2 separate regions of the Homo sapiens genome follow, and region 2 is linked to region 1. Evidence: chromatin loops called from intact Hi-C (ENCODE). Cell type or tissue: endothelial cell of umbilical vein. All regions are shown on one strand. Links, peaks and the distances in the headings refer to the core of each region. The heading gives the core; the rest is flanking DNA.

Evidence for each region. Peaks named below come from ENCODE experiments on the same cell type or tissue, not always from the same donor. Only the 100,000 strongest peaks of a DNase experiment are listed, where the experiment ranks them.
Region 2: a loop joins it to region 1, with 7 times the contacts of the local background. A loop is called at or near these places in 7 of 110 quality-filtered maps.

The regions. Positions count from the first base shown.
Region 1 is chr2:237,025,474-237,030,850 of GRCh38, forward strand. All of the region lies in intron 1 of COPS8-DT (COPS8 divergent transcript), which reads right to left. Among named protein-coding and RNA genes, the nearest start is that of COPS8-DT, 58 kb to the right of the region's middle. In endothelial cell of umbilical vein, for the core only: a CTCF peak has its summit at 2,159 (motif pointing left); a DNase peak (open chromatin) is centred at 2,118.
Region 2 is chr2:236,773,949-236,779,325 of GRCh38, forward strand. LOC105373949 (a long non-coding RNA gene) reads left to right here. Exons shown (of 5, transcript XR_924026.3): 2 at 386-681; 3 at 2,962-3,076; 4 at 3,452-3,937. Among named protein-coding and RNA genes, the nearest start is that of ACKR3, 210 kb to the left of the region's middle. RefSeq lists enhancers at 1-449, 450-950. In endothelial cell of umbilical vein, for the core only: no CTCF peak of the experiment used is centred there; a DNase peak (open chromatin) is centred at 3,063; H3K27ac peaks cover 1,437 bases.

The sequences.
Region 1 (5,377 bases), core at 275-5,274:
AGGGGAGCTAGATCTGATGCAGGAGGATCATTAAAAGGCTATTGTGGGGAGCTGGGAGAAGCTGATAGGGGCTTGGAGCAGGGTGGGTTAGTATAGGGGGGAGAATGTGACCTGATTCTCAAGCCAACCAACATAATCTGCTAGGTAGTTTCATGTGGGGTGTAAGAAGTAGAGAGGAATGAACGTTCGCTCCAAACTTAAGCAATTGGAAGAATTCACTGAAATTGGAGACAGATGTGAAGAACAGGTTTGGTGGAAACATCAGAAGTCTGATTCAAACATGGTGAGCTTCAGATGCCCACTGAATGTCCGAGAGCAGCAGATGTCAAGGAGAAGCTCAGGTGCACCAGTCTGGAATTCAAGGGGAAGGCCAGGGCCAGCGAGTATATTTGCCAGTGGTCAGGATATAGATGATATCTAAAGCCAGGAAACAGCATGAGGTCCCGTAGGGGTGAGTGAGGACAGAAAAGAGAGGGGCTCAGAGGACTGAGCCCTGATGACTCCAACGATGACCAAGGATTACCTTGACTTTCAAGGTCAGAGAGATGAGGAGGAGCCTCAGCTGTGCTTGGGGGTGGGGTCAGCTGTGGGTACGGGCTGCCCAATCTGAGGAAGGTGGAGAGCATTTCAGGGAAAAAAGAGAGAGGCTCCAGCTGGATCTGAAGCTGATGGGGAGGTAGAGTATGACGAGGGCCAAAATCCTCCTTTAGATTTGGTGACTGGGATGCCAGTGATTATCTTAGTCAGAATACCTTCAGGGTGTGGCAGAATCAAAGCTAGGCTGTGGCTTCTGAGATTTCAGGGGCTTTTGGAGGAGGAGGAAATGGAGGTGGTGAACTTGGACAAACATTTAAGAATGTTTGCTACAAAAATTACAATGATGATGATGGTCGCTCACTAATATCCATCATCTATTCTAAACACTTTACATGCATTGAATCAATGGAAAGCAGCACAAAGAGATAAGGTGGTTTCCTGACACTAAACCGGGTCCCAGAAAGGTGTGTGCCTTTGGCTGTGGTGTGTGTGCAAATACCTGAAACCACAGAGCAGGTGGACAGGCTGAAGGGAAGGAGGCAGTGACAGAAGAAGCAACAGACACCGGGAGGAGGGGATGACTGGGAGCCCCAGAGCCTGGATCTATTGGATGGAATTCAGAGCCAGACAGAGGGACTCACCTGAGTGAAGAAGGAGATGCACGCTCTGTTCCCAAAGGAAGAAGGGAAGAGTGGCGAGAGAAATTTCATTAACTTACTAAGAAGGAGGCCAGGAGGCCAGGTCATTTGGAGGAGAGAGATGAACAGGGTATGGGAGATACTGAGCAGCCGCAGATGGCCTCATTGGGAATGGAGACCAGGTGGGCTGTGTCTACCAGAAGTGCCGAGCGGCCCGAGAGCAGGGGGCCCAGGAATGGATGAGCAGAGTATCGGTGCCGAGAAGTCACCAGAGGAAAAAGAAACTGAAGGGAGGAACATGAAAGAGGATGGAGTGACGGCCCACAGGATCGGGCTTGGCAAGGACAGAGTTAACCCTGGTGGGAAACATGGAGTTGGGGAGGGCAAGGAAGGGAGGAAGGATCTGAGGGAGCTCATGGGGGAGTGCAGTGTGTCCAGGGACAAGAAGGAGGCATGGGAAGCCCAGGGTGCATTCATTTCAGGGGTATTTGCTGAGAGGCCGCTGTGCACCGTGCACTCCCTCGGAGCCCTGGGCACATTAGGAGGTGGCATTTAGAGTGGCCTAGGGGGCAAGAGCCGGAGTCACAGAGTAGATGAGACTGCCCAGGAGACCATGAGTTAAGAGACAGGAGACTCAAGGGTAGAACTTCAGGGGAAATGTCTCTTCCATGAAAGGGGTGAACAGGAGAAGTTGTGCCAGAGCCCTAGGGAAGGAGGAAAGCTCCCGACCCCCAACCTCTACCCTACCTGCCATCTGCCCACTTCCATGAGCTCCATGAGTGAGCCCTGAAACACAGGGGAGGAGAGAGGTTACAGGGTAAGGGGACTGCATCTGACCACCTGACTGAGGAACAGTCTTCCTCTACAGGAAAGTCATTCTCCCCTTCTGAAGGTGCGGCTTAGAGACGGGAGGACACTTAGGAAGCAGTGAGAAATTGGATATGCAGCCACCAAGCCAGGGCAGCTGAGTCCACCTGGTGGCCGGTGGGTGACATGAAGGCAGTACTATCATCTCAAGTGATTTCAAGATAGGTTGCAGCAAAGTTATCAAAGATGGTCAGTATTAATGACGGCCATGGAAGCTCCGATTTGTGTAGACTGGATCTTTTACTAAGTCCTTTCAACATCCTTCACCTCATTTGATTTTCACCATAGCCATGTGAGACTTGACCTCTCAAAGATGGGAAAGTTGAGGCCAAAAGAAGATTTAACGAACTCGCCCAAAGACACACAGCTGGAATGAAAGTTATTTGAAAGTGACCCTTTGCAATGGGAGCCTGAAGATTGTTTAATTTATTGTGCACGGTCCTCTTTTTTTATGCTATGTGAAATGTCAAGAATAATTTCCTTGTAATCAACAATGTTCATTTCTTTGTTTCTTTCCCTTTTACTGCCTTTTCAGAAACTCTGCTGATGTCTTTTGGAAGCGTCTATTCCAATGAGTCTTTTCCAGCTTTCCATTATTGGTGAGGTGTGAGGGAACTAGTCACTCCCCAAAGATTACCAGAAAAGTTCATTTTCTAGTTGAGTTGGGAGGTGCACCTCAACCAGGAACATGGAGACTTCCTGCTGGTTTCACATGGAGGCCTCCCGCCTTCTCGTTTATGCCAGTGGGGCAGTTATTGAGTTGGGTAAAGATGCTCTTACTGGTCATACAGGGTATGTTGAAGAAATGAAAATACAACTTAGATAAGCATTCAGTTCATTTCAACCAATATTTTCTAGGTGCCTAGAATGGGAGCTGTTTGGACAAAATGGTGCATGGGGATTTAACATTCCCAAGGTCAAACAAGGCCCGGGTCTCTGGGTAGCAGTCCAGGGACAACCAGCACCACCACAGATGGCTTCCCAGGCAGAGGGGAGCAGCCTTGCACAGATACAATAGTTATGTGCTTTTAGGGACACACACTCCTTAAAAACTGAAGTATGGAATCTCCAGGAAAATGTACATGCATGAAAACTTCTACATATAATTTGTGGAGTTTTATGACAGTCAGTATTCCCTGTACCTCAGACTAAGAAGCCCTTAAGAACCTGGCTCTTTTTTTTTTTTTTTTGAGATGGAGTCTCACTCTGTTGCCCAGGATGGAGTGCAGTCACATGATCTTGGCTCACTGCAACTCCTGCCTCCTGGGTTCAAGTGATTTTCCTGCCTTAGCCTCTTGAGTAGCTGGGATTATAGGTGTGCACCACCACATCTGGCTAATTTGTGTATTTTTGGTAGAGATGGGGTTTCACTGTGTTGGCCAGGCTGGTCTTGAACTCCTGGCCTCAAGTGATCTGCCCACTTCTGCATCCCAAACTGCTGGGATTATAGGCGTGAGCCGCCGTGCCTGGCCGAAACCCTGATCTTCTGAACAGACTCAAGGACAAAGCAGATACGTGGCAAATTTCAGCTGTATATCACAGAGTTCTACGCCCGTTTCTGCAGCCTTTGAAGGAAGGCCATGGCGACGCCTTGTAACATCGGTCTCACCCCCACTTCACCCCACCCCACTCCTTTCCCTGAAGTAAACCCTCCTCCCTGTCCAAGCCAAGCTCCAGCGCTCACCCATCCTCTGGGCCCTCATGGCATTTTGTTGACACTCCGGTTAAAGCCTTGCTTCCTTGTCTACCTGGGTCTCTCCCCTAGGAAAATGTGAGTCCCTCGACAGCATAGGAACAACACCTTGTCCCTTGCACTTCCCACTGCCTGGCAGCCCAGAGATGCTTAGTAAATACCACTTGTGCCAATGGATGCTTAAATGGCTCAGGCACCAATTTTGATTGTTTCGTAATTCTCCAATGTGATTAAAAGTCATTTGCTGCTTCAAAACTCAGAGCAAAAGTTATTTTACAAAGGCCTGTTAAAATGACACAGTGGTGCATGGTCTAATGAGTCCTTGCACCCCAATGTGAAGCACCCCAATGCTCTGAAAGCTTGCTAAAGCTCTTCTTCTGAAAGCCAACTGTGTCCGCTTCTCATGGTAAAGTTTTACAGTAGACTTTGGCATAAGGTAATTCCATCCTACGGGACCCGAGCCAAGATGTAAGCCCCTGGTTTAAGGTTATATCTCCTTTGTGCACTTAAAAATGTGTTAAGAGAATAGATCACATGCTTAGTGCTCTTAACACAGTAAAAAATGGGGAGACACAAAGAAATTTGTGGAGGCAATAGGTACATTTATTATCTTGATTGTGGTGATGGTCTCAATGGATATGAACATATCAAACTCCTCGAACTGTGTACATTAAATAAGTGCAGGTTTGTATATTAATTTTAAAAACAGCTCAATAAAGCTGTTTTTTAAACAGGTATTTCTTATATAGGCAGGGCCTGGGGTTAATGGAGGCAGGGGCGCTGGGATGTGCTGGGAGGGAGGAGGGAACAGGAAAGGCTGGGAGAACAGGAGGCCCTGAGAGGACCTAGGGGATTTGAGGGTGAGGGAGGGAGCTGGGGGGCGCGGGGTGCATGGTGAGCCCAGAGTCCATAGTTTAAGGTGCAGAATTTAGACTAGCCATTATCAGGTAAAAGTATGTCACAGGTGGTCAAAAAGGTAATAACATCTAAGAAGTAGACATGCTATTCAATAACCAAGTTTTCTGAAGACTTCATCAGGTATCTTGAAACCCAGGAAAAGGAGGCATGCCAGCCTTCAGCATGGAGGAAAACAAAGTGGCATTTGGGATGTGCTGAAAAGGCGTGGGGACACTCAGGTCCCCATCTGGGCCAGTCCAGGGAGGGCCCTTTGGGGGGCTGTCCTGGTCAAAACAATACAGCAATCCCAAACTCAAGCCGGTGCAGGAGGGCACGAGGCTCAGGGTCCGGAGTGGCTGACCCCTCAGTGGAGCAGGTAGTGCCAGGTACCCAGCCAGGAGGTTGTTGCCGCAGGGCTCCCCAGGGGCAGTCAGACACCCAAGAAGCAGGGCTGGGCTGGCTCAGTGCTTTCTTCAAGGTCCGCTTCGAGGTGATGGAGGCCTGGCAGCAGCCCATGGCCCCAAGCGGGGCTCCCAGGGAAGTGGCTGCAGGAGCTGGGCAGGGTCCCAGGCCCGAAGAGAAGGCCAGCCCTCACCCTGGGCCCACAGAGAAGGCCAGCCCTCACCCTAGGCCACAGAGAAGGCCAGCCCACACCCTGGGCCCACAGAGAAGGCCAGCCCTCACCCTAGGCCACAGAGAAGGCCAGCCCACACCCTGGGCCCACAGAGAAGGCCAGCCCTCACCC
Region 2 (5,377 bases), core at 49-5,048, 250 kb before region 1:
GCTGGAACCTGTCCTTCAATATCATGGGGATAAAAGGGGTGGGGAATGGGATGCTGTGGGGGCTGGGGCCTGGGGTGGACAGCACCGCGTACGCTTGCTCCTGGAGATGGCCACTTGGGCAGAGCTCCCTTCCTGGGGACAGAGAAGCCCACAGGCCATTCAATGCTAGTTAAAGTGTCAGGACTTGACAAGAGGCTTAGTATGAAGGAGAACACTTTCAGGGGACCAAGTCAGAGATAAGTCTGCAACCACAGCAATGGCCCTTTAGAAAGCATTTAAGAGGCCTGGTGCTTTTTGAGCTGCTTTGATGACGTGGCAATGGCTGGAGGGGAAAAGCAGCGGCACAGCTGCCTGCCATTGGCCTGGTCTTTTTCACTGTGCTCAGTGTTGTCATCACGAAGCCTCTCATGCAGCGCGATGTCAGGATGGGCCCATGCGCGGGTGGAAGGCATGTGGGGGCCATGTTGCCAGCTGCGGATGGACAGGCTTCTGATATCAGGCTGTGACAGCACTGTCATCTCCCAAGAATCCAGCATCCGTCTGCATGGATTGCATGCCATCCTTGAATCCACTCACTTGCCCAGCCCCTGAACCAACTGATGAATGTGGTGAAGTCTTCCCTTCGTCACCCCAGGTGCAGCCACAGCCTCTGCAGCCACCCTGGGGGAGAGACAGCTCCAGGTAAGCGCACCCGCCCCTGGTTACATGAATATCCGTGGTTGCGTTTCATAAATCTGGACTTTGGTGATGGGGGTGGTGAGGGGTGGAGTGGGGGTGATAAGGGGCAGAGGGGGGAGAATTGGTTCAAATTTATTTTTTTGCAATTTATGATGTTGTAGATCTACGTTCTATTGTATCAACAAATGAAGAAGATGGAATGTTCACTTCAACACTTTTCTTATTGTAGATGAAATATTTGCTCATGGAAATCATTTAGGAAATATAAAAACATGTAAAAAAGAAAATGAAAATCACTTGTAAAATCACAGTTAATCACTGTTAACATTCCAATGCATTTTCTCGGAGGTTTTATTCTTTATAGCATGGTTTAGAGCCATTTCTCAAAGCTGAAGGAACATATGCATCATCTGGGGATCTTGAGAAAATTCAGGCTCTGATTCAGAAGGTGCGAGTGGGGCAGGGTCTGGTGCTGATGCTCGGGTCCTGGAACCGCACGTTTGAATATGGAGGGTTAGAGCTGGGACTTGGGCTGCAAATGCCACTTTTACCAGGCAAGAGTGCTGACAGCAGATTATTTGACCTCTCTGAGCCTCAGTGTTCTCATATAAAATGGGGATAGTATCTACCTGTAGAAAGTTTGAAAAGAACAAATGAGGTAAACTAAGCTGAGTTTTGCCTGTTAACCTGGCATATAATGAGTGTTCCATACATTGTAACTACATTAAAATGAGCCAATTTTTCATCAGGACAATGAAGTTTGTGTATAGGGCTTAATATCCGGCTTACTTTCTCTTGACGTCATATAGTGAGCATTTTTCCAATATTAAAAATTCTCTGAAAACATAATTTTAATAGCTGTATTTTAACAACTCCCACTGTGCAGATAGGTCATAATTTATTTGAGCATTTAAGATGTGGAAATAGTTGCTTTTTTGTGTATTTTTAATAATCTAGTGAAATCCTGTTAACATAGTAGATATTTTATGAGAGTTACTGGTTAAAAATGTGTATTATACTTTCCTTTTCTGGAAAACGAGGGTTACAGGCATTTTTAGAAACAACAGCTGTAGCAACTTACAGACTCTCAGGCAGGGATTTTTTTTTTTTTTTTTTTTTAAGTTCTGAGGGTTTCTAACATCCTAAGGGCTCTTGACAAAAGTTAAAGAAAAACGGTTATATTACTCTTCCTCAAAGAACACTGCAACACAAAACCAACAAACAAAATCATTATACTTCTAACTACAGTGAGTAAAATTAGAGATCTTCAGACAAAGATGTTTCATGCCTTTGCTCCCAGTGATTGAGAAGATAACTATAGAGAAGAAAGTGAGCAAATGTGGGAATAATCCCTGACATTTTACAAAAGAATTGCAAACACTTTATGATCCTTTTGTACTTTAAGAGGTATTATTTTTGTCTATTTCATAGGCACTAACCCATTTCAAAGACATTTCATAGACACGTTATGGAATTTATTTGAACCTTTGGAATGATGTTCATTTGGAATCCTTCGTAGGCATTTTCCAAGGTTCCCATCTGAGTGGGCTCCTGGAAGCCTGCTGTGAACCAGGGCTGTGTGCGTGGTTATCCCCACAGTGGGAAGCCGGAGCTGGGTCCAGGCCGGGGTTGTGACCACTAAGGTGGGCTGCATGGCAAGGTATCCACCTTCGATGGAGCAGTTTTCATAAGACTAGGGGGTGCTTCGTTGGCAGCAGCTTTTGCCTATGGCACAGGATAAAGGTTAATTGTTTTACTATCTTTATCAAGGATTTTGAAGTGTGGTGAGCGTGAGAGACTACGTAACCAGAGTAGGGCGATGGCCTGTGGCCTCCATTCCCTTTGCCTCATAAGGGCAAGTGTAGCTGCGTGGCACTCAAACCTCTGAAAACGTTCTACTGAGATCCAGACCTTGCAGATGTGAATTAGACATTCACAAAAAGCCTCTGGTGAGAAGCTGTTATTCCCACCAAATTCTATTATTCTCTGGCTAGTAGACCCCAAAGTTCTCTCCCCAGAAAAGTGTGCAAACTACAGCTGAACCTTTTAAGTATCGTGGTCTACTCTTCCCCTGAGACCTGTCTCTCCATCATCCACCAGCCACTGGCTCTAGAAACACAGGCCTCTGGTTAAACCCTGTGTCTGCCCCACTGGAACCACTCTGCCAGGTCACCTCTCCTGGGATTTGTCATGGACTGAGCTCTATGCTTTTGGTTTTTCCTTGTGGGAATCATAAGAAAACCATGAGTCATGCCCGGTGTCTCTTGGCATATTTCTTTCTAGATTCCCGCAAGGAGCAAAGAGATTTTTGACTTTGTCTTCTTTTATTGACATTGAGGAGAAGCTTCTGACTCAGGCGAGCCTCACAATAAGCTGTTTTTCAACTTCAGTAGACCCGGTATGTGTTCATCTGCTCTGATACTGTTTTTTTTTGTTTTTTTTTTTTTTTTTAAATCAGTAATCATGTTTATCCTGGGCAGCGTTGCCAGGACAAATATTATTTCATTGGTTTTAACATCTGTTCACATGAAATCTGATATTCAAATTCACCCCGGCCTGTTCCCTGATAGTGAATATACGTTAATGTGCCCCAGGGGCAGCTCACACCCAGCGTCTGTAACCAGCACCAGTTGTTTTCACCTTTGGGGGATGTGTGCATTTCTTTTTTTATTTTCTGAAGTAATGCATGTTCATTTTAACACATTTAAATGAGACCAAAATAAAGTTACAAAGGAGTGCTTCCCCACCTTTCCTTTCTTCTCCTCCTCAGCAGGACCTGCTAAGGTGAGGTGTTCTGGAAGGGTCTCTGCTCCTAGCAGTCACTGGCAGCTTGCCCAAATTGGAGAAGTTTAACATCTCTTTTCTCTGAGAAGTAAAATGTGTTTCTTTGGTGGATGTGAAACCAACAAACCACTGTGGTGCCTCTCTACATCTGAAGGATGAGCCAGCCAAGCCAGGGGAACTGACGACCCCACACACGTCTGCACTGCTGTGGCCGTGTTGAACACGGACTCCTTCTTCAGGGCAGCCTTGGGCCATCGGAGGGCTGCTGTATGCAGTGACGGCCACCAAGTGTCCTTGGCCAGGGGAGTGATTTACAGGGACTGAGATCCTGACTTGTGACCCAGACACGAATGCATCCTTGTTCCATTTTGTTATTGCTCAACCGTCATCTGGCCATCCCCAAAGCCCACCTCTGTGAGAAAGGCCAGTGCTTGTCCTCGTGACACCCCTGAGACCTCGATGGAGCAAGTCCCAGGTAAGAAGGATCCAGGTCACTAACACACAGGGACACTTTGCTCCTGGACCTGCTGGCTGTCCCTCTAGTCATGGAAGGGTTTATGCTCACAGCAGTCCGAGACTGGAAATGTTCTTCCGTAGAGTGGGAAGTCACTTCATCCACTCAAGCTGCTGGAGGTAACTATAAGGGGCCAGGTTTTAAGAAGCTTGGCTTAAGAGCACCTTTAAAAATTATGAGTGGAAAACATGTCATGCCTAAATGAGCTGCTGGTGTCTGCCTCCATTCATGCAGAAGCTGGTCTGTGACCTTACACACATCTTCTTTTTTAGGAATTACTGTGAAGTCCAAATGGGCCCCAAAGCTGCCTGCCCCTAAGAAGGCCTTCTTATATTTACCCAGAGGTCTGTGCCTTGATTGAAAGGATAATATGAGGCAAAGGGAAGAAGCTGAAAATTTATTGGATGTTTTTAAGGAATTTATTTTATTTTAAAAATGTTTAATTGTGCTAAAATACATATGAAATGTATCATCCTAATCGTTTTAAGAGTACATTTCAGTAGTAAGTACATTCACATTTTTGTGCAATTTTCGTCAACATCTCAAGAAGTTTTTCATCTCCCCCAACTGACACTCTGTCCGCACTAAACGCTAACTTCCTACTCCCCTCTCCCTCCCCTAGTAACCACCATCCTACTTTCTGTCTCTATTTTCTGTCTCTATCACTTTGACTGCTCTAGGGACCTCCTATAAGTGGAATCATACAGTATTTGCTTTCTGTGTCTGGCTTATTTTACTTAGCACGTCTTCAAGGTTCATCCATGTCAGAGCATGTATCAGCCTCTTCTTCTTTTTAAAGGCTGAATGATATTCCATTGTATGGATAGACCACATTTTATTGTTGTTGTTGTTGTTGTTTTGTGACGGAGTCTCGCTCTGTCGCCCAGGCTGGAGTGCGGTGGCGGGATCTCCGCTCACTGCAAGCTCCGCCTCCCAGGTTCACGCCATTTTCCTGCCTCAGCCTCCCGAGTAGCTGGGACTACAGGCGCCCGCCACTACGCCTGGCTAATTTTTTGTATTTTTAGTAGAGACGGGGTTTCACCGTGTTAGCCAGGATGGTCTCAATCTCCTGACGTGATCTGCCTGCCTTGCTCTCCCAAAGTGCTGGGATTACAGGCGTGAGCCACCGCGCCGGGCCAGACCACATTTTGTTTATCCAGCCATCCACTGAGGGGCATTTGGGTTGCTTCCGTGTTTTAGCCATTGTGCGTGCTGCCGCTATGAATATTTGTGTATGAATATCTGTTGAAGTCTCTGCTTTCATTTCTTTTGGGTATAAATCCAGATGTGGAATTGCTGGATCGTATGATAATTATATGTTTAATATTTTGAGGACCTACCATTGTTTTTTCACAGTGGCTGCACCATTTTATGTTCTCACCAGGAGTGTACACAAGAGTT